Regions from separate parts of the Mus musculus genome. Here regions 1 and 2 are each linked to region 3. The links are chromatin loops, found by intact Hi-C in ENCODE. Cell type or tissue: left cerebral cortex. All regions are shown on one strand.

Evidence for each region. A loop is a pair of places that touch in the nucleus more often than their neighbours do. Peaks named below come from ENCODE experiments on the same cell type or tissue, not always from the same donor. Only the 100,000 strongest peaks of a DNase experiment are listed, where the experiment ranks them.
Region 1: it touches region 3 in a loop (7-fold over the local background); 2 of 42 quality-filtered maps call a loop at or near these places.
Region 2: it touches region 3 in a loop (8-fold over the local background); 2 of 42 quality-filtered maps call a loop at or near these places.

Annotation. Positions count from the first base shown.
Region 1 is chr6:101,604,813-101,612,812 of GRCm38, reverse strand. No RefSeq gene overlaps it. Among named protein-coding and RNA genes, the nearest start is that of Gm34335, 89 kb to the right of the region's middle. In left cerebral cortex, no CTCF peak of the experiment used is centred here; DNase peaks (open chromatin) are centred at 2,189, 2,536, 3,616 and 4,149; H3K27ac peaks cover 1,264 bases.
Region 2 is chr6:101,423,425-101,431,424 of GRCm38, reverse strand. No RefSeq gene overlaps it. Among named protein-coding and RNA genes, the nearest start is that of Pdzrn3, 50 kb to the right of the region's middle. In left cerebral cortex, no CTCF peak of the experiment used is centred here; DNase peaks (open chromatin) are centred at 4,007 and 4,921; H3K27ac peaks cover 2,116 bases.
Region 3 is chr6:101,349,114-101,357,113 of GRCm38, reverse strand. Pdzrn3 (PDZ domain containing RING finger 3) reads left to right here. Exons shown (of 10, transcript NM_018884.2): 3 at 2,613-2,720. Among named protein-coding and RNA genes, the nearest start is that of Pdzrn3, 25 kb to the left of the region's middle. In left cerebral cortex, a CTCF peak has its summit at 3,063; DNase peaks (open chromatin) are centred at 4,271, 4,813, 5,719, 6,325 and 5 more places; H3K27ac peaks cover 3,277 bases.

The DNA.
Region 1 (8,000 bases), 260 kb before region 3:
TGGTGGTTCGCAACCATCTGTAATGGGATCTAATGCCCTGTTCTGGTGTTTCTGACAGCTACAGTGTACTCATATACATAAAATAAATAAATCTTATAAAAAGAAAATAACCCTGTAATAAATAAATCAATAAATATCTAAATAAATCTTAAAAAAGAAACCCTGTAATAAATAAATAAATAAATAAATAAATGTATAAATAAATAAATAATAAAAAGAAAATAAAACAATGAAAAAACAATAGTCAGCTGCTTTGAAAAAGAAATATCCATGGGAAACAATCTAAGGTCAAAAATTCAAAAGGATACAAACAAGCTTCCAGTTAGCAAAAGACAACACACAGAACAGTTTCACTTGTGATACTGCATCATTTGACAGTGAGTGAGAGAGGTCATCTCCCCATCCCTGCGGAGTGATCTCTTCCAGTTACCATTTCAAGGACCCACTGGTATTTTCAATACTGTCTACCTTTTACTTGAAAAAGTCAGCTGGTTACTTTCCACTGCTATGGACCCAGGTATCATAACTGCTACTTGGGATAACGTCTGGCAACACCTTGAGTTGATCTTCACAAACTAGCACAGAATGCTTTCTCTTTCAATCCTTTTTTCAAGACAAGGTTTCTCTTTGTAGCCCTGGCTGTCCTGGAACTCACTCTGTAGACCAGGCTGGCCTAACTCAGAAATCCACCTGCCTCTACCTCCCAAGTGCTGGGATTAAAGGTGTGTGCCACCATGCCCAGCTACAATCCCATTTCTAAGGAAATAGTAAGTACCTTCTTGTCATTGTATTGAAAGAAAATGACAGTATTCACTAGTATATGTGTGACATGGTATAAAGGATAAAGTACTACTTAATATAACCTGCTGTCTTTGGGGCACTGAGTTAATCTAAGCTTGATTTAAGATAAAACTTAAGGTTGAGCCACCACACCATCTGGTTTTGGTACATCTTTATGCTCCTACCCATCAATTTTCTCTATAAAATTTTTCTTCCCAAATAGACAAAAAAGATGAGGCCAGGGAAGAAGACAGAGTCTGCAGCCTGATTCTGTTCCAAGGGTGATAAACATGGTATCTTCTGATGGAGTCTCTTTGTCATTAAGGTCTTTATCTGACATCAGTCACTGAGTAATTGGGTGACTGGTAGAAAGTCTCCGGGCTCCGTTTAAAGCAAGTTTCCAGCTACTCTTTCATTTAAAACTGTTAGGCATAGTAATTTACGTTCTGGAAGCCCAGCAAGAAAGGAACATAATTGGTGTGGACCATCATCAATTCTGAAACAGCTTGATCATCGAGGTTTTCAGGTTTTGCCCCTCCTTCCCTCTGATCATAAATTTTGTTTGCAAGTTGGTAGGTATATTTTCTTTTTTTCAATGACTGCTTCTCCCTGATATGTTTGTATGCTGTTATTTAATAAAAAGGTTTGTGGTCCATTTGTGCAGTAGCTGAAAACACCGTGGTGAATGCAAGCTACTTATTTTTAGATTTAAGGTTCAGGTCTAACTGTAATTTCCGATAATCACTGTGACCTACAGACATTTGGGTCTGCTGTCTGTCAGACCCACAGTTCTCTTGTAAGATTAAGCAGAGACGTCTGTAGATAGTGCATCTGAGGAGTGGCTTTACAGCCCCTACCAAGCCACCTTCTTGCCTTTACTGCTAAAAGTCTGGACTTGAGAAATGTGTCTGCAGGCTAGCCTTGCAGAAGTAGCTTTCTGTGTATCTGGAGAAGTGATATCATTTCAAAACAGAGTTTAAAGATTAATGCTGCCCAAGTTATAAATGATGGTAAATTCCTAATACATCAAAAGTTTTCTAAAGCCCTCATTTGGGTAGATTTTTTTTTCCCCCCCTGGTCAGCTGAGTATTTTAGAAGTTCTACTACATTTCTGGATCTGATGAAAACATCCTTTGCAAGCAACCCCACCTGTGAGGAGAGGTCAAATGAACATCATCTTTTCTGGGTTTGGAATGTCATTGAAATCACTTCTCCAACTTCTGGCTAAGATCAAGTGTGGAATGTCATGGAAATAACTGAATAGACTGTGATGATTTGGAGTGTCATAGGAGGAATAACCTTTGGGGCATCTGTCTTGTCTGTGGTCTCTCATGCTGCCTCTCTCTGCTTTCTGAATGTCACACAGCAAGCAGCTTTCCTCTGTTGTGCCCTTTCACCATCATGATCTCACTACAGGCACCAAAGCCTGTTGACCATGCAGTGGCCCTTCTGACGCCAGCGTGATTATCTTTGTTGACTATGACCTTATTCTTAACACATTCTCTTTTCTTTCTTTCGAATTTCAGATGAACTGGTGGCCTTTGGATCAGGTTCTGCTTATAGGTTTTTTCTGTTTAATTCTCTTCTCTGTAGGTTTCTGTAGGCTTTCACTATCCTTAATTGGCTCCTCTTCATGAACATTTCTCCATGGATAGAGAAATTGCAGAAAATAAAGCACATTTCTGACTTTCCTGTGAGCAATAGTTGCCCAAGTGTAAAACAGCATCAGTGGGTGTCAGTGGGACTGTATGGGCAACTGTCTTCAGTCGTCGCACCAGTATAAAACCAGGTGCATCTGGCCACAGTGTGCTTGATATCAGAACACACTTCCCTGATCTCCTGCCTTGTGGGGCCAATGCCTTTTATTTTCCTAACATCTGTCCCCTACTCTAGAGAGACGTCAGGAGGCTTGGGTCAAAACTGTTCTGAGTAAAAGTTGAGTTTTCGAATCATCTATTCTCCTATGCCATTACAGTGGAAAGCCTGTGACAACCCAGAGATGGAAACATGCATGCAGTTCTGACCCTAGAGCAGCCCAGATGCATAGAATGGCTCATATCAAAACAGAGTCTGGGGTCTCACAGGAAAATGACAGAGTATCCATTCCCAAAGCAAGGTTAGGTAAGGATTTCAATTACTTTTCTAAGCATCATAAGCTCTTTGAGGATTCTAGTCCTTTTTAACATTAGATTGCCAATATGTAAACTATCACTGTTTGCATGGACTATTCCATCTCCTCTCAACCATGGGGTGCCCTGATGCCATGAAAATTCTCTCCTTTATCTTCAGAGATGGCTCACAGATACTGGGGTCTTTTGTTCCCCTCCCAATGATATCATCCCAGTCCTTTGAATATTACAGTTTCTAGATTTTCTTTCTGACTTCCAATGTTCTACAGTAACTGACCTCAAAAATGAAGCTATGGACTTGTTAATTTGCTTCTGTTATGTAAAGAAGGATGTGCGTTCTGGGTATCATTACTCAGTCAATGTGAATTTCTTATTTCTTTTAAAACCAGAGGGTTTCAAAGCCTAAATGGTATGATAATAGAGGGGAAGAAGCATCAATTTTACAGTAGAAATTAGAAAAAGTGGCTCGGAAGCATTTTCATCATCCTTAGATTCGACCTTAGGCTATAGTGCTAAATCTCATTGCTCGTTTATGAATTTCTGGGTTTCTGGGTATCTTTAGCTCTCACAGGAAAACAATTAATCCAGAACAGATGGTCATCCTTCATCCAGGAAGAACTCACTGTTTCATAGAATCTAGTAGAAAGCCAACTTGTCTTACTCACTGGCCTCATATGCATTTTATATAACTATATAAAGAAAAGAGAAGAGAGTATTGAACAAGCTCCACCTGCAGCCTTGTATGCCTTCTAACGCAGAAGCAGCATCCTTAGGTGGTATCTAAGAATACCTTCCTCTCATTTTCAAGAGTGAAACATGATTGTTGCTTTCTGGAGAAAGCCGGTCTATCTTCCATCCCAAATTCAGTCTACCTAGCACATGCTGTCATGGTGCCGTCCATCTCTCTGATGTACTACAGAGATAGATTCATTTTGGTTTTTCTTAATATCAATGTCCCTTTAAGCATCCATTCCACAAAAAATATATATATATATTATAAGCCAGGTCAATGTAAAGGCCTCACATAGCCTTACTCACTTTTCTTTAGTGACACATTCTTAGAATGAAATGAAAAATGTCTCAAGTGGGGATATTTATTAATGGCATAACCCAGAAGGTGGAAAACTGAGACAAAAATAAGAAAAACTTTTCTGTTCCCAGGGCAACCAGTAGAGTCTGGTAACCAGATCATTGGTGAAAGATACCAAATTAGCAGCATGGGTGTTAGACTGCTCTGGAGGTCCCAGGAATAGTCGAATCTCTCTACATGCCCCAAGTGTCTACTGTTGTATTTTTAGTTTATTTTGCAGTGATGGGTAATGATGGCCCATCCTATATCACAGAAGGATCAGTAACATATGCCATTCGCCCAGCCTTGAGTTAATAGTACACATTTAGAATGAAGTACACAGAGGGTCCCTGTTGCAGGAAATATTTTAAAAATGCACCATCCCATGCTATCACTGGCTACTCTTGGGCCCTGGCAGCTCCACTGCCTTTATGGCTAGCCCCAAGCAGTGACTGCATGGTTCTCTTGCTAGGGATTCCAGTCACATTCCCAGCCATCCACCCCTTGTGGTCAGAAGTCCCAAAGCCCAGTAACACCTTAAAATCAAAACTCTAGAGGCTTGTGATTTATAAGTCAGATTTATATCAATAAATTCTCATCCCACAAAATGTCTGCACAATTTACATAAAGCCAATTGGTACTGATATAAATTACCCACCTAGATAAGATAAATTGTTCTGTAATTATCCATCCATCCCTTATAAGATATTCATAGCTACCTGTGGCTATTTAAAGCCATGTGGAATCTGGATTGTCTTTCTCCTCCTCCATCTTCCTACCTCCTTCTCCCTTTCCTCTCCTCCTTCTCCCCCAAACTTTTCAGCTCCATCTTCCCTTTCAGTGCCCAATCACCAGCTCTAGCCTTTATTTTACAAGTTAAAGCAGGGAGAAGATTCACAAGAAGTCACCTGTGTACCTGATTCACCCGCTGACTGCAGCCCTTCCTGGGAAAGCAGAATTAGCATCAAAATACAAACAGCACCAGGGCTATCCATAGACCCTCATGCAAAATCCTGGGTCAAATGTTTCTTCTTCATAGATAGAAAGTCAGCCATACTGATAGGAAGCTGAGAAATACTGGCATATGTGAATAACTTGATAGAACGCAAAAGGGGTCTGGGAGATGGTACAGTATAAAAATGCTTGCCTTGCGAGCAGAAGGGTCAGAGTTTGATCCCAAAAGCTGAGTGTGGTAGTACACTTACAATCCCATCTACAGAGAGATAGGCATGTGTCACGGGAGCTCACTAGGAAGCCAGCTTAGTCTAATTGGTGAGTTCCAGTCCAATAAGAGACCCATCTCAGAAAATAAGGTAGAATGTACCTACAAAGAATACCCGAGGTGCCCTCCGACTTCAACATGCACACACAGCACATCACCCTCACCCCTCCCTCCCTCCCTTCTTCCACCATAGAACCGAAAATCTGAAAAACAAGTACGATATAGAAGTTCAATTAGAACACACCACAAGACATCTGGTCCTTACACTGTGACCAGTTGCTTGTTCATTAGCCATCATATAGTGCACAAAGAAACTTCTCTGATGAGATATGAGGCCAACAATAGTCCACGGGTAGGGACAGTTTGATGCCATCTCAAACCTCCATCATTAAATCCAGTCAGAATTTGATTTATTACCCACACAACATTTGTGTCACTACTGCATCCATATGGCATATCTTGCCATGTGTATCAGGATTGTAACTCACAAGGTTCACATCTGAGTAAGACTTTGGATAACATTTCTCCCAGCAGCATGTATAGCACCTTCTAATACTATGAGAGCAAGCCAGCAGGTAGGAGCTTCCTGTCATTATCAACTTACTTTCTCCATACCCTGTGAACAAGGTATATGATGTTTTCCGCAATGGGATCTTACCATCGTTTGGTGGGCAACTGAGAGCAGTAACAACATGTATTATTATAGACATCTCCAGGACACCTTTGTTCAACAAATCAAAAGTTAAGTACCCCATACCTGGCACTGGGCCTTTTATTTGGCAACCTGTAGTTTCTAGAAGGAGCATTATTCTCTGTGTGAGTAATTTCAATTAAAGGCTTTTATGTGAACATTAATATATATTGCTTGCATGGAGACTTTAACTCAGACACAGATACAAAATATTTACTAATTGTATACTAGGAAATCAATTCATGCATTATATAAATGTACTGATTACTGTGTAGGAGAAATAAAAAAATCATAGTGAGACATGCCATTGTCTGAATATAGGAAAACCAGACATGGCAGTGCATGTCTAGAATTTCAACACTCAGGAAGCTGAGGAAGAAGGATTGTGACTTCAAGTTCAAGGCCAGCCTTAGATATGGAGTGAGACACTGTCTCAGGAAAATAAATAAATAAATAAATAAATAAATAAATAAATAAATAAATAAATGGGGGGGGAAGCAATCCTAAACACATTCGGAAAAGTATCACTCACTGTTTCACTGTCTTCCAAGAACAGCAGTAATTCTAATAACTGAAAGCTCTGGGTATAGAATCTATTACCACTTGGGTAAATGAGCATTGTTTCAAACAGATTTCTAAATATTTATGTTTATACCCAGAAATTAGACCCACTCTCAGCCATCATCAAAGAAGCTTCCCTTTACAGTGGGCAGAGATTAGTGCAGAGACTCACAACTGGCCAAAGGTCACAGAGTAAATGACTAGAGAGCTCAGCCCTAAATTGTACATATACATCATCCCCTCTGAGGTTCAGCTAATTTCACAGAAGATGGGTCAGAAAGAATTTAAGAGTCCAAGGTTGAGTAAGGTTGTTCTGAAAGAACGTCGTCTGGACATGGTACTCATAAATTCACTGAAGTTATGGTTGCTTACCCAAGACCTGTATACTATTAGACCATGACTGTTGCATCATGCATGAGGGTAGACCTCAGAAGGTCCCATGCACAGGGACTATTTGCAGTCACTGGGTTCTTGGGGAGGGGATGTTATTATCTTCAATGGAATAGCCACTCTTAAGTTATCATCTCAGTAGAATACTGCTTGCTGGGAATAAGAACAGCTTCAGCCTTAGTGAGAAGACAGGAAAGGGTAGAGGAGGCAAACATTCAGTATACCCATCTATGAAATATCAAAAGCAGTTAAAAGCAGGATATTCTCTCCATGACAATAATTTGGTTCAAAAATTAAATTACCCACAAGCAGCAATAGCTGCAACTTAGTTGATAGTTGATGTAATAAAATTAGTATAATTCAAAAAATAGAAATCTCCAGCTAGTAGGGCATGGTGGTGCACTCCTTTAATCCCAGCACTCGGGAGGCAGAGGCAAGTGGATTTCTGAAATCGAGGACAGCCTGGTCTACAAAGTGAGTTCCAGGACAGCCAAGGCTATACAGAGAAACCCTGTCTCGAAAAACCAAAAACAACAACAACAACAACAAAAACCCTCCAGCTAACCATAGAAGGGATTATATGAAACTTTATAATTAAAGGCTAATGGCGAGAGGAATGTAAAATATAATTCAATGTGATGGAAAAGAACCAGCAGAAAATGGGAGAATGCAAGTATTAATAGACCACCATGAATCCTATGAAAGACAGCATGTAATTTTATTCATTTCTTCCAAAGTATGTGACCGTAGTCCCTAATCCATCATCCACCTCATGAGCTATGTTCATCCCAGCATAGTGTTTTCATGGCTGAAAGAGGGTCTTTTTACCAAGTCATTGAGCTATAAACTTCACAGATACAGGCATCAAGACCAGCATAAATTTTTGTCAAACTTGTCCCTCAGGATTTATGTGTTGATCATAGAAAAAGTAGAACAGGAAAATAACCACACTGTGCTCGTTAACCCTCCCATGATTATGATGCCACAGTAATCCAAAAATCTTAATAGTTTAGAAAAAATCAGGGCCTTAGTGCTCAGTCATGCAGTGTGACAACACAGTCAACACAGCCTTGCTCCATACTGTCTTCATTTGTGATCCCAGCCAAACGAAGAACCCTTATCTAAGCCAGTCTCCTTCTCTTGGCAAAATGGGAAGAG
Region 2 (8,000 bases), 74 kb before region 3:
GCAGGGAGGGTCTCATATACACATGCATGTGGGCCCACTCATGTGTGCACATGTGCACACACACACACACACACACACACACACACACACCATCTGGGTATGATAGAATGTACTTTCACACTTGCATTCCCGATGCTGGAGAGATACCTCCTGGCAGCCAAGTACCCAAGGAAAGTAGCAAGGATAAGACATCAAGTGATTGGAGCCAAAAGCTGATGGTTTCTGGCAATTTTACTCTTTCTCTCTCTCTGGGGCTAGAGGCTGATGGCAGGTCAGGAAGTAGAGAGAGGACCTGGGTTCACTAAGCAACCAACCTAGCTTCCTTGGTGAGTTCCTTAGCAGTGAGAGAACCTGTCTCAAAAACAAAACATTCTGACCAAGGTGGGCAACTCTAAAGGACAACACCCTGGCGTATATGCATACCTTACACACGTGTGTGTGTGTGTGTGTGTGTGTGTGTGTGTGTGTGTGTGTGTGTGTGTTTAGAAGAAATCCAACAGTGAGGGATGAGGACCTGAGGAATCACATAACCGAGCAAGGGACAGAACTGGGGTTAGAAACTACCTCAGGATGCCTTTGAGACACACTCCCTGTGGATACCACAGCTACAAATGTGACAGGGTAAGATGCCTAAGCGTGACTCTGTCTATCCCCAAGTCCCCAAATCCTCCTATAATCCAAGTATGTGGAGTGTTATGTGTGTGGTACTATGGAACTGAGGAGTCCTGATTGTTTGGACAAACTTTTGCCTTGCTGATCAGCCATTTCCACTCCTTGCCAACTAGAAGTAGAGCTTTCTGATCTACAACATTACTTATGTTTGCTCTTTTTTCTTAAATTTCATCATCCAGGTGTTGTCAACCTTGTTGTTTGGTGCTAAATACTAAGGTGGAAATGGTCCCCTTCCCCCCTTTTTGTCTTGCTCTGAGAAATATCTCTTCCTTCTACCTCCCCTTCACTCCTTACTTACTTCCAACAGGTAACATTTTTGCAATAACTCTGAACTACAATTTAATCTCTTCTCAAAACACCAAAGAGGACCCTGTGAGTTTGTAAGAAAGGAACACACACAATTGGGAGTGAACAGTGTTGGGGCAAAGGGTAGGAGCTGGACCAAACTATATGCATGTATGAGATTCTAAAGCTGAAAAAAAATAAACAAACAAATAAAAAAAAACCCTAAGGAACAATTTCCACAATTTCATTTAAGTCTTGGATTAGCCTCACAGAAAGTGAATCCTTTCACTCTATGCTGCAGGGGACAGGAAATGCCCCTTCTTGCTTATGCCAACTTGATCTGAGATTTGTGGTTTATAAACAACATGGTCCCAAACTTTCCCAGTGCACAATTTCAACTGAGAGGTTGAAATTATTCCTTATTTCAGCCCCTCCCATCTCCCAATGTCCTTTATAGCAGTTCCAGGCAGTTGGCACAAGAGTGAACATCTTTCATAAGAGGCAATCTTGTTTGTTGGATTTGGCAGGCTCTGAAACACTTCAGATCTATCCACAATGAGCCCCATCAAGACCAGATCACCAGCACTACTCTTCTTCTTCCTGTCGTCGGTAACCAGATCCCTTGCACCTGTCTGTACCCTTGAACCCTGCTATTGTCTAGGGGATTAAGGGCTGCCCATGGAGTGTGTGCAGCATTGATAGCCATAAGTCATTATGAGTGCCATGTTCAAATACTGGAAAGAATAGAATAGTTGACATAAGTGTATCTCTATTAGGAAAAACAAAGACCAGTGGATAAAAAGCAGGTGAAGTTTTCTAACAAACACAGCAATTATGCTTCGAAAAAGTCCTTCCAGGTGATGAGGTCAGCAAAAATCACAGTAAGGCTCAAACACCAGAGATTGCTTGAGAGAAGGAAGCCAGTGGACTCACACAGAGAAGCAGCTTTAGATCGTCACTGTTAATAACATCTTGAAAACTGTAACACTATCTTCATGTAATTCATCCATGTGAATATCAACAGGACAAAAATCTTCAGGATACTTCAAACTCATATGCCCAATTCCTGCTAGATAGCCTTGAGCACACATCTCACAAGAACCTGTGACAGCACTATGCATGCTCAGGTGTCTCTCAGTGGTGAGGAACACCAGTGTACTCACCTGTTATTCATCACCAACCATGAAAGCGACAGCTCTTCGGCACTTCGCTTTTCCTCCCTCCACCTTATGCATCCCCTAACCATTCTTCACACACATTCTTGAAGCATCTCTAATACAGAATGCCATCATTGCCTACAGGCAAGAGTCCTCAGTGTCTTCCCCGAACATCCTTTCCTGTGCTTGAAAATTCAGCCTACACACATAAGGCAACGTAGTTTTTGTACATTGCAAATCATATGATTTCCTGTTGGCTGCTAAGCTTTCATTTGCTTTCCATCCAAGTCCTTCACTCTCTTTGTAGATTCATGTGATGTGCACCCTAGCTGATTCTCCTCCTGCCTCTGTTCATACCTTCACCAAGCAAACCTTCTCCCTGCACAGTTCTGATTCTGCTTCAGGCAGGTCACTTCTACCTCATGACTTGGACTCAATCTTTTCTCTTACTGAAAACGAGCTCCTAAGTTTTTCACTTAGCTGGTACCTATCTCTAGGGCTCTGATCACATGTCACCCCACCACAGAGGAGTACCCTGTCTGTACTCTTAAAACAAACCCAGCGTCCTCACCTGCTATGCACACATATAACCATTAGCAGTCCCTACAGAACTTCATTTATTGTTTTTCATGGACCATGTTACATTACACCTTTCTTTTCATGATCTATTTATCTGACCCCTGAAAGAAACCTAAGATCCGTGAGATCAGGCAGTCATTTTATACAACACTTTATCTTCCAGGCCCCACAAAGCCTCTACAAAGCAATAAACATGTGTTTAAATAGTCAACAAATAAGCAAGTACAAACTTCAGCTCCCACACCCTCTGAGACCCCATTTTCACCCTCTTTTCTGAATGTCTTTGGGAAAATACATCATTGACCCAACATCTCTCAGAGGATAGCTATGTTCACCTTTGCTTTCTAGGGAACCCATTGGCGTGCACATGCTGAGCCTTGTTGTAGCAACTTCTACAGCAGACTGCTCTCCAGAAAGACTTTATGAACTCACAGAACAATGCTATGAGAAAGGTCAGGCAATATCTCGTCTTGATTTGAATGCTAAGATCTTAAAAGATGTGCCATGGCCAAGACTTAAGACGTGAGGTTAGAAATGAACCCTAGTATTCTGAAAAATTTTATACCATCCGTCTGTATTTCTCCTTCATCTCTAACATGATAAGCATGTTTCTCTGAGTTACACAAAAAAATGATCAGAAAAAGGATAGTCTCCATTTTCTAAAATTATTGGTGTGTTTTCTTGGCTCTTCATGGAAAAAAAAAGACAAAAGAGAGAGAAAGATGTGGACTCTTTAAAATGTGTTCACTTAAAATCTCTCCTTTACTGTGTAACCCAGAGAAACCACAGCGAACTATAAAAGCACTGTTTACAAGGTGCTAATAGGATTATTAAAAGAAAGTGGCTATTTCAGTAATCTACACGCAGGGATATGAAGTTACAGGACCATGTGGATGTCCTCATTAGTGGTCATAATTTGATGTGCCAGATTAGTGGAAGGTTCCTGCTAAACAGCCCTTCCTCCTGCATTTCCATTTTCAGTGGGCCTGACAGTGATCTCCTGACACCTCAAGTAAGAAGCCGGTGCACCAGAGGCAGGCTCAAAGACAACAGCCAGAACTGGTGTTTGAGTTCAGCATCCCCATCACTGGTCTTTCCTCCCTATTAAGTCTGGAGTGTCCCAACTTGAGGATGCAGACACCAGAACAAAAGAATTCTTTGAGTTCTTAGTTGCCCAACCCCAAAGCCAAGCCTTTGGCCACACAGCTCATTCAGACTTTGGCCCCACCCAATCCTGTTCCACACAGGGAAATGCTAGGAGAACAATATTTTAAGGTTTCCCTTCATCATGACTCATGCGTTCCATAATTTCTCTTTGTCCTTTCTCCAGTATTTTCAGTTAAGCCGGGCGTTCAGATGAGAATGGATGACTGTGCAATTTTTACACTGCACAGTTCCAAGCATCATCCATGAGTCCTATGGTGGGTCTTTGTAGCTCTGGGTGTGGTGTTCTATTATCCTTTAAACTCTGGAGCCTCACGATTTCATTTGAACATAGAGGATGAAACCAGCTTTACGTAGTTCTTGCAGTTGTTTGGAGTACAGTGGAGTAACCTGGGTAAACATGCCTTATAAACTAGGTGATTTAGAGTGTATATGCAAGGAGATGTGTTGAGTGAGATTTATCGGCTGCTTTTCTATAAGCAGCGCTTCCTTGGAATGTATGTCTTGTCATCTTGCTCCCAGAGAATAGAGATCCTGAGACTCCCCTCTTCCCACATCAGGGAAAGTACTTATCCAGTCTTAGGACCAATCTAAAGAACAGACATTTGTATATTCCAGCTAAAATGTATGCTAGATAAGATTAAATAGTATAGGACCCTCCAGTGATTGATGCTCAGGTGATTAAAAGGCATGTGTGGAGCTCTTGAGAGATCCTGGAGCAGGCAGGTCCACATCCCCACAAAATGATCCCAATATGCTAATCAAGGAAACGTCTCTGTCCATGAGATTTAAAAGAAAAGAAAAAAAAACAGTAAAAATAAATGTTTTCAGAATGCATTTGATGAAGCGGATATACTAATCAGAAGAAAAGTGAAATAGCCAAGCAAATCAGACATTCCATCTTAGCCCAGGCAAAACCTGCCCAGAAGCAATGATAGAGCTCTGCCAGAAAACCTGATGTTATCACTAGGGAAATAAAAATTTCTTGAGCCCATGTTTTGACTCTCCCCATGGAAGAAAGAGCAGTGTGTTGTACCCAGGAAATGATTCAATGCCAGGCTTTGGCCATCTGTGTGAGTTTTAAAAACAAAAGCGCTCTAAAATTACACGAACACAGTCACGATTTGAGATGCCTTGACTTGGTATTTTCAATTAGGGAAAGAGTAGACAATTTCAGCTGCTCAGAGCTCTCCGCTCAATAAAGGCAATTCACAGTTACATTATTTTTTTAATTGATCTTCATTCATTAGTGCCAAATGGGAGAAATAATTGGTCTCTAATTACCCTGGCATCTGAGTAAGTAGTAGTGTAATTTTCCATTTGGCTCCAAAGGATTCTCAATAATTAAGTCATGTCTCTCTTGCTATTTAATATAGGAAGTGAAGTGCATTGAAAAAGAAGTGAATGAGTGAAAAAAAATACAAAAACTTAATCACGGCTCTTATCGATATGCCACCTCTTGCCTGTCTACAGCTTCATTTTGGTTTTAATCAGTAAAAATCAGCACAAGGCCAAGTTCAAGGAAGTTCAGAGAAGATAGCAAACCATATACAATTTAAGAGGGTTCCTCAATTGCTGATTTGAGATGGAAATCTAATGCTCCTAATATCTAATACTAAGATGGACAGAAAACTAGATATCATCCCATGGCGTGCCTCGCTGTTTTTGTTTTGATTAACATCGATTTGATTGTAATCCAATCCCTTCAGAAACCTGGATGAAGATGTAACACAAACAATTATGATAGTTATTAACTTATATTTATATAACCCTGTATGGTTCTCAAATAACTTTAATGTGTATTATCTCATAGGAGCCAGAAAGGAAGCATAGCTTCATGCTTTGGATGCCAGCCTTGGGGTCAGGAGGCCTGTTGTCTACATTAGACTGTACTGTCTCCTAGTTAAGTGCAGCCTGAGCAAAATAGTTCATCTCTAATCCTCTAGTAAATGGAAGTGGTGCTGGGACCTCCTTCACATGGCTTCTGTCACTATCATGGTAGTGACCATAAAAAAATAAAAAGTTTACCACATATTATAGTAACTAGCTGAGTCTTTCAGAAACTTACAAACCTGAAATCAAATAATTAATATGGTGTAGAACAAGCGTTGGCAAGTTTTTGACCCAGGGACTGAATTGGTCTTCTGCCTACTTTTGCATAGCTTATAAGCTAAGAATGGTTTTACAGTCTTTTAATGGTTGGGAACAAAACACAGAAGAATAAGAGTAATTAGTGGCATGTGAAAACTATAAAAATTTAAATTTCTATGTCTATGACTAAAGGGGTACTAGAGCACATCTGTCCCCACCAGATATGTGCTGTCTGTGGCTTTTCAAGTCCATGTATCAATAATAGGACCAATGGCAGAGTCTTCTTGTCCTTAGAAACTGAAAATATCTACTCCCTGGCCCTTTACAGGCAATCTTACTGACTCCTGACACATATTAAAGTCAGATGCAAGAACAGAATCACCTAAGTGCAGATGCAAGTGGGAAAAAGAAACTGGGGTAATAATACTGTGGAGCCAAGCAGACCTGGCTAGGATTCTAATTCCACCCATACACAATCTATATAGCCTTGGACAAGTTCCCTAAGCCTATTAGTGTCCAGCCCCCTCACCTGTAAATTACATAATCGTTATTATCCTAATAATAACAGTCTTACCTCACAAGACGGTTTCAAGGATTATACTAGATAACATATGTAAAAGACACTGCATACTCAGTAACTCTTTGGCAACCCTTCATTGTGATGGTCCTATCAGGCTAAGGATAGGTACACAGTTCATGGTCAAGTATTGCATGAGACAAGGAAACGGAAGTGGAGTTCAGGAATTTGGGTCTGAGATCTAGGGAACCAAGTTACAGTTGAGAAGAGACAGAACTTGGGATTAGGAAGTGAAGGCAAGGTCCAGGAGAACCAATGGACCTGAAGACAATAAGCTGAACTAGATTCAGGACAGAGAGGCAGAATTCTCCCGAACGTTCTCACAATGTTGCCTCCACCTCTCCCTGAAGCTATTTCCCTACTTAGGTGTGACATGTGTGAGTGGTTTCGGCTGTTTCTATTATCCATGTTTGTCTCCAAGGGTGTAGTCCAGACTGGAGAGAGGATTGGCTAAATAGATGTGTTCTACCTGGGACCTATTAGGGTAAAGGTGCCAATGAGACTTTTAATGATGCTTTAAGTGACAGACAAATGGAAGTAAAAGACTGAGACAGAACTATAGCACTGCAGAATATAGAATCCACTGCAGAAGTGGAACTGGAAGGTTCGATGTAGCAGAAGCATTTGAGAAGGAGCTTGCAGAAGCCAAGAAGAGAACTGGCAGAGACCATTGCTGGCCACATAAAATATATTTCCAGCATCTTGTGGTCTACTGGTATAAAGCCTAGAAAGCCATGCTCAGCTAGCCTGAGTTCCAAGTTTAGGAGAATTCTAAACTCCTCAACAAAAACTAATATCCATGTAAAATGAGTTAAAACTGGGAGACAACAGAAGTCCTTCCTAATCTCTAAGCCAAGTGAGAGATCAGGTCAGAGAATTAGTAATTCAATGAGTAATCAGCATCTGTTTCCAGGATCTGCCAAGCCTAACATGATATCAATCACAAAGGTGAATTTCAGAGTCTAGTCACTGAATTTGAATGAGTAGGCACAAAAGTAAATAACATTTTGTCAGCCCAGGAAGGAAATGCTTTTTAATGTAAAAGAGTAAAGATCCAAAAGATCAACTTCTAGGAATCAGTAGTAAGTAATGAGTAAATAAAATCCCCTCCCCTCCCCCACTTTACTGTGTGTGTTTACTTCTCTTTATGTCTATAGTGTGCATAGGTGTGTGTGTTGAATTTTTAGCAATAGAATGAGTACTTGACAATATCTCTCATAAAAGAATAAAGTTAATGCAGAGGTTATGTATGTTTTACCATTAGAATACTGTAAATATTTTCATCTTCACTGGTCTATCCCAACTCTTCACATTGCTACAGTACAACAAAAGTAGATGCAGGCCATACTCAGTAAATGGATGTAGTTATGTTCCAATAAAGCTATATTAATAAAAATAGGAAGTGACATATAGCTAGACTGTGTAAAGACCCCTAAACTAGATGCATCTGAGAACCTTGATAAGAAAAATAAACA
Region 3 (8,000 bases):
GTTGGGTGTTGGTTGTTCCTCTTAGATTTTTGCTTGAACTTCCTTGCATTCCTTTACAATAATTATTTAGGCACCGTGTAGTATTTTGCAAAGCAAACTAAAGCTTACGCTGCATCTCTTCTCTGGCCATATAATGCAAAATGGCTGAACACAGATAATGCCATTTTCCTTTTATGAGATGTATCAGCATGTCGTCTATGGAAAGTCCGATTTGCTTATAAGTCTTTTGCTGTCCAGTGAGACTCTTCCTTAATTGGAATGTCATGTAGACTGAGATGTTGAACCCTGCTTGTGAGCTTTCTCATTGAAAAAGGGATTGTCTGGGAAGATCCTCTAGGAAACTAAGACCCGCTGCTCTTTACCTATGGGCCTTAAACATCATTTAGCTTTTCTGAATTCAAGCTTTCCTCCCCTGGGGTAGATGACAGTGGCCCTTACTGCTGTGGCTATTGTGAGGATTGAGTAATGCACACGTGCCTCCTGCCTCTCAAATCCTCAGGAAATAGAAACCCTGATGCATTTTTGCGCTGGCATTGTGATGCTCTTGTAGGAAGCTGGAGTGCGATGCAGGCATGAATGAGGCTGCTAAGAGGAAAGGATGCTTGTAGCTTCTTAGCTGGGGAAGGGTTAGTGTGAGCAGAGTGCAGAGATGGTAAGTAGTGATGGCTGGTGATGAGAGCTAACCTCATGCAGCACCCACGGCAGTGCTGACCCGACTTCTAAGAAAATATTGATGGAAATCAGATGGAACTCAGAGCCCTGCATATGATGTGGGGATAGATGGTGGAGAAATGCTTAATGCTCATGTTAGCCTGGGTTTTTGTTTCTTTGTTCTGGCATATATAAAAAGAGACCCAGGAATAGATAGAGCATGACAGAAAAATAGATAGATAGATAGATAGATAGATAGATAGATAGATAGATAGAGACAGACACACACAGACAGACACAGATAGACAGACAGACAGATACAGAGACACACAGAAGGAAACAGTAAGGGTCAAGGAGAGGGAGGGAGGGAGGGAGGGAGGGAGAGAGGGAGAGAGAGAGAGAAAGAGAGAGCGAGCGAGCATGAGCGCTGAGGGAGGCTGTAGAATGTATAGTCTCAGCCTTAGCCGCCATTCTTTAGAACAGTTCTTCTCCCTCCCTCCCCCTCTCTCTTTACTTTCTCTCCCTCCCTCCCCCTCTCTCTTTACTTTCTCTCCCTCCCTTCTCCTCTCTATTTTCCTCTATTTCCCATCTCCGTTTCTCTTTTCTGTTTGAAGAAGAAAATGTTTTATTTTCCTAGTTATTTTTGTCCATGGTATTTTTATATCCTTATAGGGAGAGTATTATTAAAATAGGTCTTGTTGCATTATGGGATGGAGTTTAACATGGTGCTGGGTAGAGTTCTGTGGGGTATCCTCTGCTTCCTTCTCAAGTCATCTCGTGTTGTTGGCCTTTTGGGTAAGTCGAGTATATTATCAGATGCTATTGTTTGGAAACAGCACATGCTGCGCCGTGTAATTATTTAAAAACCCATCTGTTAATCACTAGAACTTTCTAAACACTTGGAGAAGACTCGTCTTAGTGCTGTGTAGACAGAAGTTTGTGCACAAGCTAGGGCAAGAATGAGCGGCTGGACCCTTTTCTAATTAGGGAAAGGAGGGACTTGGAGAAATTAGCTGATCTATTTGTCTTTATTTGTAAATATCTCTTTTCATAATTAGATTCTTACCTAGTGACCCCTATAGCAGTTCTCTATATGGGTAACACGTAGAAGAAGTATCTAGTGAAATCTTAGGCTGGTCTCTGGAGGAGCCATTCAGCAGTGTTTGTCCCTTGCTCAAATTTGACCCAGTCATGTAAATTGCTAAGAATTCCACCTTAGGTGTCTGTGAGCAAAGATGTTTCAAAATGACAAATCAGAGGTTATCACACCCCCTTGACAGATGACAAGAGCTTCGGACTCTGCCCAGACTTCCAAGCTGGTGTTCCATTCAGTCTCAGGGAAAATGGGGCAGAGTGGGAGGTGTGGCTTAGCTGCACCTATAGCAGGGAAGAAAACATGGAGGGAGGGAGAGAGGGGAAGGGATAAAGGGGGAGAGAGGACAGAAAAGAAAGGAAGGGAGTGAAGGATGGAGGGAGGAGGAGGAGGATAGAAAGATGTGGGAAGAGGGAGCAGAGAGAAAGGAGAAGTTGCTGGGATGGAAAGTAGGGAGGAAGGGGGACAGGAAACAAGTAGAAGTGAAAAGAAAAACCTCCAGCCAGGGCTGTGAGAGTGGGCTCGGTGTGATCCTGCTTAGGTACTGAGGAAGGTGATGTGTTAAGATATTTTGGACAGCGTGCACATGCTGAAATAGAAGTCTTACAGAGCAGAGAGGATGGCTGCTCAAAGATAGCACGCCCCTCCTGTGCTCTAACTTTGGCTTGGGTTTGGAATATTTTTACAATGTATATGAGCCAGTTTCAGTTTAAAACAGAAATTAAAGGAAACAAACAACACCCCACTCCTCCCCCGCTTAACTCCACTTTTGACAAGCTGGGGTTGCAGCAAAGTTTTGGGTTTTTTTTTTTTTTTTCATGCCAGCTTCCATGCCTAGCATTCACGCCTGTGTTTTTTTAACCCACAGGACAATCAAGATGGATCCTCCAGTGAAGGAATCTTTGTATCCAAAATAGTTGACAGCGGGCCTGCTGCCAAGGAAGGAGGCCTGCAAATTCATGACAGGATTATTGAGGTATGTGAACACTGGCTGGTGTCTGAATAGGCTGCCTGCCATCCACCTTTGCCTGGCTGGCAGGGGGATGCTTAGGGGGCTGGGGTTGGGGATGCCTCATGTGGGGATGGGCAGGCAGCAGTATACTTTGCGGGTGGTGTGTAACCTGATCGGGTGTTGATTGCCTTGGTGTGAAGTTGCTGTTCATCGAGGAGAGACTGGATTGGGGGGGGGGGGGGGGGTGTGGCATGTTCACAGTTTGGCTTATCCCAAGGAGACCTGCATCTGTTTGCTATGCCTCGTTTCTAGCTCTGTGCAAAACAACCATCTGAGGGTTTGTGCACTAGTTAGAAATCAGCCCCCTGTTGGGCAAATTGGGACTCAAATTGGGTTTGAGTGTGTCAGCCTCGGAAAGGGTTGTCCTCCTTTCCTTAGTGCTCAGAGTGCAGCAAAGCTTCTACACAGACACTGTGCTTTTTCATGCTCACCTCCTGGCTACTTGCCTGAGGTCCATTGTACGATTTGATCGCCTGGAGACAAGCAGGTCAAAGTTGACAGTCGGATCCTCTCACATCAGCAGGCATGGATTCAGTTTTTTCAGTTACTGTGTAGCGGGTTTGTAGACTGACACTGATGGATCCCTCAATAGCACCAAACAGCGCTTTGGCATTCAAGTGACAGATTAGGTACTGTCCTAGAATTCGGAAAGGAGGCTGATGGCTTCTCATCTCCTTGTAGTTTGAACGACCTAACTCCCTTGAGTTGCTGGGTTTTTTGACCAGTCAGATTTCCCACTTAACAAGTATTTCTGGGAACTAAATAGTTTCATCCCCTGCTAGAGAAAAAGTAGCTAGGAGGTTCCAGGGTGACGTGCTAGGTGCCCGAAGAATCTCATCTACAGCCACAGCCATTGCCGTAATCATTGCCCAGAAGGCCAGAAAAGCATCACAAATACCTGAGCAGTCTGCTGTCTCAGACATCTTTGTTCAGCATACGTACCTCCTGGGCATTTTTATGTTAAGCCTCAAGTGAAGTTTATGTTACTCTTGGGCATCTTCTAGGGGGCATAAAGTGTCAAGAAGATAGAAAACAGAATTTTCAATGTTTCAGTTTTGTGTGAACCAGTTGAATAGTATGAAGTGTGGTTTTTCTCAGGGTAACTGTTTGTCCTCTGAGGAAGACAGAACTCAGTCTTCCCTCGTGAACAAAGTACCTGAGTTAAGGCTGGGGATAAGAGCCATGCGGTTACTTATGTGTTCAAAGATACTCGATTTTTGACTTAAGGATGCTATTAATATTGTTACACTGCCTTTGACCTTCAAGTGGGATCTGAACTTGGAGTTGAACCTTATGTTTTGGACTTTCCAGCCCAGATTAATAGATTTTCTCTAACAGCCCCTTTCCTGAGATGCATTACCATAGTTTTTTGAAAGCAAATACATTTTCTGGGAGTATTGTTCAAAAAGATAAGTACAGCCTGTGTTGCCAAGGCATCGGTGGGACAGCCAGTTTCTCCAAGTCACGGAATCTTGTCGCTCTTAAGTTTTGCAAATGAGAAATCTCCAGCTGGGCAGGATTTTCTCTTGGCAGACGATGATCTGTGTTTGAAATGTTCAGTACGGTTTCTGGTAAGCCACACCCCCCTTTGGACAGTATGTAAAATATTAATCATGTCCCACTGTGGAGGCAGAAATGGAGATCCCGATAGAGCCGCTACATGTATAATCACAACCGACAAAGCGTGCCCTTCTCCATTAGGTTCTAATCTCTTCTGTCACGATGCAGTGATTCTCAGGACTTCATATAGGCTCTCTGGTTCACCTCATCTGTGTTGGGGTTTATTAACAGGGGGCACAAATCTGGCTCTGTGTGTGTGTGTGTGTGTGTTTCATCATGGGAAGAGTTAGGCTTCCTGTTTTCCTACCCCAAATCTCCCCATGTTCAAAGCAGTGAGCCAGCTTAGCAGAGCCCTAGTGTGGGAACATTAGTTCTTTCAAGAGGCTGCTGATATTAAATCCAGAGAGAGATGCAACCTCATCCATTCTGCAGAGTGAGACTATACCCTATGAGTTGCTCCATGAGCATCTGGGAGCAGCAGCTTTAGAAGATGTGTACCTTCATGTAGATGCAATGTGCTGGGCCAGCTGCAGGCTATCAGGGCATTGCTTACCATTACTCTGAGGACTGCCATCCTAGAAGCAACCTTCGGTGGTGTTGAATGGGTTACAGTCCTTTGCTCACTGAATGGCGCTCTCAGCATCCTTTTCTTCCCAGACTGCCTGAGTGACAGTCCTGGATAGGGACTGTGCTGCCAAGGCCTGGTGAGGAAGCAGGAGCTGGGACTGTTGGGCCCCTTGCATTAAGTGCCCTCCAAGCTTATGTGGCAGGAGCATTTGCTATCTGCTAGCACTGTGTGTCCTCTGTGGGCCTGGGTCTGTGTGTGTAGATTGCCATCCACCCCCACCTCTGCTTCAGAGACAGAGCAAGCCCTCCATGTTCAGTGTTGGCTTCTGATCCTCATTTGGTCCTAACCCCCCCCCCTCCACCTCCAAAGCTTCTGGGCCTTCTTCTGCTCTTGATTCTTCCTTGAATTTCATATAAGCTTGTTCTTATTAGGAAACTAAAGTACATTTATCTATATATCTTATAGTCCTCTCATGAAACCCTAACTTCACCAGTAGTTTCTGCTTTCTGCATCTGAGAAGTTTTTGGTTTTGTTTGTTTGTTTGTTTGTTTTGGGTTGGTCTGGTAAAGAGAGTATAAGACTTTCAGACCTTAAAACCCCCAAGGTTCTCAAAGGCATACTGCTCTTATTATTGAGAACATGAGAAGAATCTCTGCAGTGCCCGAAGCCTGAGCTAACTGATGGGAGCAGGATACTCACAAGCAGAGCGCATCTCTGTGATCTGGAGTTTAGACTTAATCAGAGCCTACCCAAGTCTGACGTAATGACAGGAAAGAACAAAAGTTGTAAAAACATGTAAAAGCAATATTAGCCTCAAAAATCCTCAGGGTGTGCCAGGCAGGGAACAAGCCATCTTTCTGTAGTCCAGCCAACACAACACTGAGCCACCTCTCTGTTGCTCCAGTTTCTTATCATGTAGTGTGTTTGGCAAGCTCTCTGAACACCTCCTTTGGCTGAGTGTCCATTGAGGAAAAAAAAAAAAACACACATCAGAAAGCCTAGGAGTAGAGAACCTGGCAAGCTCACTTTGAAACTTGTACTGTACACTCTCTTCCCTCCCTAGCCCTCCCCTTCCTTCTCCCCTTCCCTCCCTCCCCTTCCTCCTCTCCTCCCTCCCTCTCCCTCTCCTCCCTCTCCCTCTCTTACATATGTGTGTATCTCTCTCCCTCATATATAGATATCTATATCTATATATGTATATAGATAAGCAGATACATAGGTAGATAGTAATGAGTTATATCTTGAAGCTCTATGAATTGGAGATCTGAGTTCAATCTTTTGGCTAGGGCTTGCATCGGGTGGTGATAAACGGCTGTAGCAATTGTGTGGTTGAAATAGCTTTTTGTTCAAGCCGGCAAATGTGATTCTGTGGGTGTAGAGGAAAAGCCGTCGCACCCTCTGTTCCCAGAATTCATAAACACAACACTTGTCTCAAAAGCACTCTGACTTGGAGACCTTGCTCCCGAGAGCAGTCAGGATCTCTGTGGAGCCCCAGAGGTGAGCAGAGCTGCTCCTTCCCTCTCTGCCTTTGTGTGTTTGACTGTGCTGTCCTTGCTAATCAGGTTCCCTAGAAAGCCAAGCAGGGTCCTCCCTCGCAGCCAGCCTGCTTAGTTTGCAGCACAAGGGTCACCAGTGTGTATTTTTATAGGGAAGATAATGTTCTTAGACCAATGAAAGTGGCAGAATGGTATATGAATCAACATGATGGAGTGTTCTTTTCCTTTTTTCTTTTCTTTAAAGACTGGGAGACTGTTTGTTTTGACTTGTTTTCCTTTTATTTTAATGTAACTTCAGGCTCACAGGCACAAATGTCTGTGAATTCTTTGTGTAGATAGTAACGTCTCCATTTACTTCAGCCTTTGCTGGCTCTATTTGTTTATCTTTGCTTATGCGGGTACAGTGTGCCTCTCAGTAGACAGAACACCAGTCTCATAAGTATGTTAGTATTTTTTATATCCATTTGTGTGTCTAGGAGTGTGTTCTGCATGCACATGTGTGGATGGATGTCAGAGAACAACTTGCAGGGGAGAGGTGGTTCTCACTCTCTACCATGCAGGGTTTCTCGGGGATTGAACTCAGGTGGCTAGGCTTGGCAGCAAGCATCTTTTCCTGCTGAACCCTCTTGCAGCCCGAGTTTTTTTGTTTTTTTTGGGGGGGTGGGGGGGTGTTCTTTTTGTTTTGTTTTGTTTTTTTGAGAATTAAAACAAATTCTTACAAAAATCAAAATGTTTATATAAACCAGGAAGTTAACAGTGACAGCACTGTCACCTGCAGGATTGATTCACATTTTGTTACTACTTACTGTAATATTCTTTTATAGTGAAAGAAAATCCCCTGTGGTATGAGTGAGTTTTCTTACTGTGACAAACTATAGGACAAGAGAAGCAGAAGGGGGCTCTGTCTTGGCTTAGCATATGAGGGTGCTGTCATCGCAGTGAGGAGGGCATAGTGTCAGGTCACACCGCATCCACAGACAGGAAGCCGAAAGGTGGATGCTGTGCTCAGCTCACGTTCTCCCTTTAATTCAATCAGGACCCCAGTCAATGCACCCATACCACCCACGTGTGCGGTGGGCCTTCCCACCTCAGTTCATTTTCTCTGGAAATGTCACCTTGACAGATTAACCGTCACACCTGCCATCGATTTCATTCAGGCTTCATATTTCTTGAGTTTCTTCACCTTAGAATAATTTTTTGATTTTGTCTTCCATACCAAAATATTTTCTTGCCTAATTATCTTCTTTTGGGGGAGGTGAGAATGCTTCAAGTCTACTCTTTCAGATTAAATTTTGTTTTGTTTTGTGTTTTTAAATATATTCTGATTAAGGGTTTCCCTCCCCTAATTCCTCCTAGTCTCTCTCCACCCACCCACATCTACATCCTTTCTCGTTATCTCTCATTAGAAGACAAACAGACATCTAAAGGAAAGAAAGGAAGAAAAAAAGAAAGAAAAAAGACAAACAGAAAGAGGAAAAAGTAATAAAATAAGATAAAAGCAACCAAACTTGAATAGAACAAAACAAAACAAAAAAGAGGAATAGAAAAAGAGCCAAAGAAAAAGCACAAGAAACACAGACACACACACACACACACACACACACACACACACCCCAATTC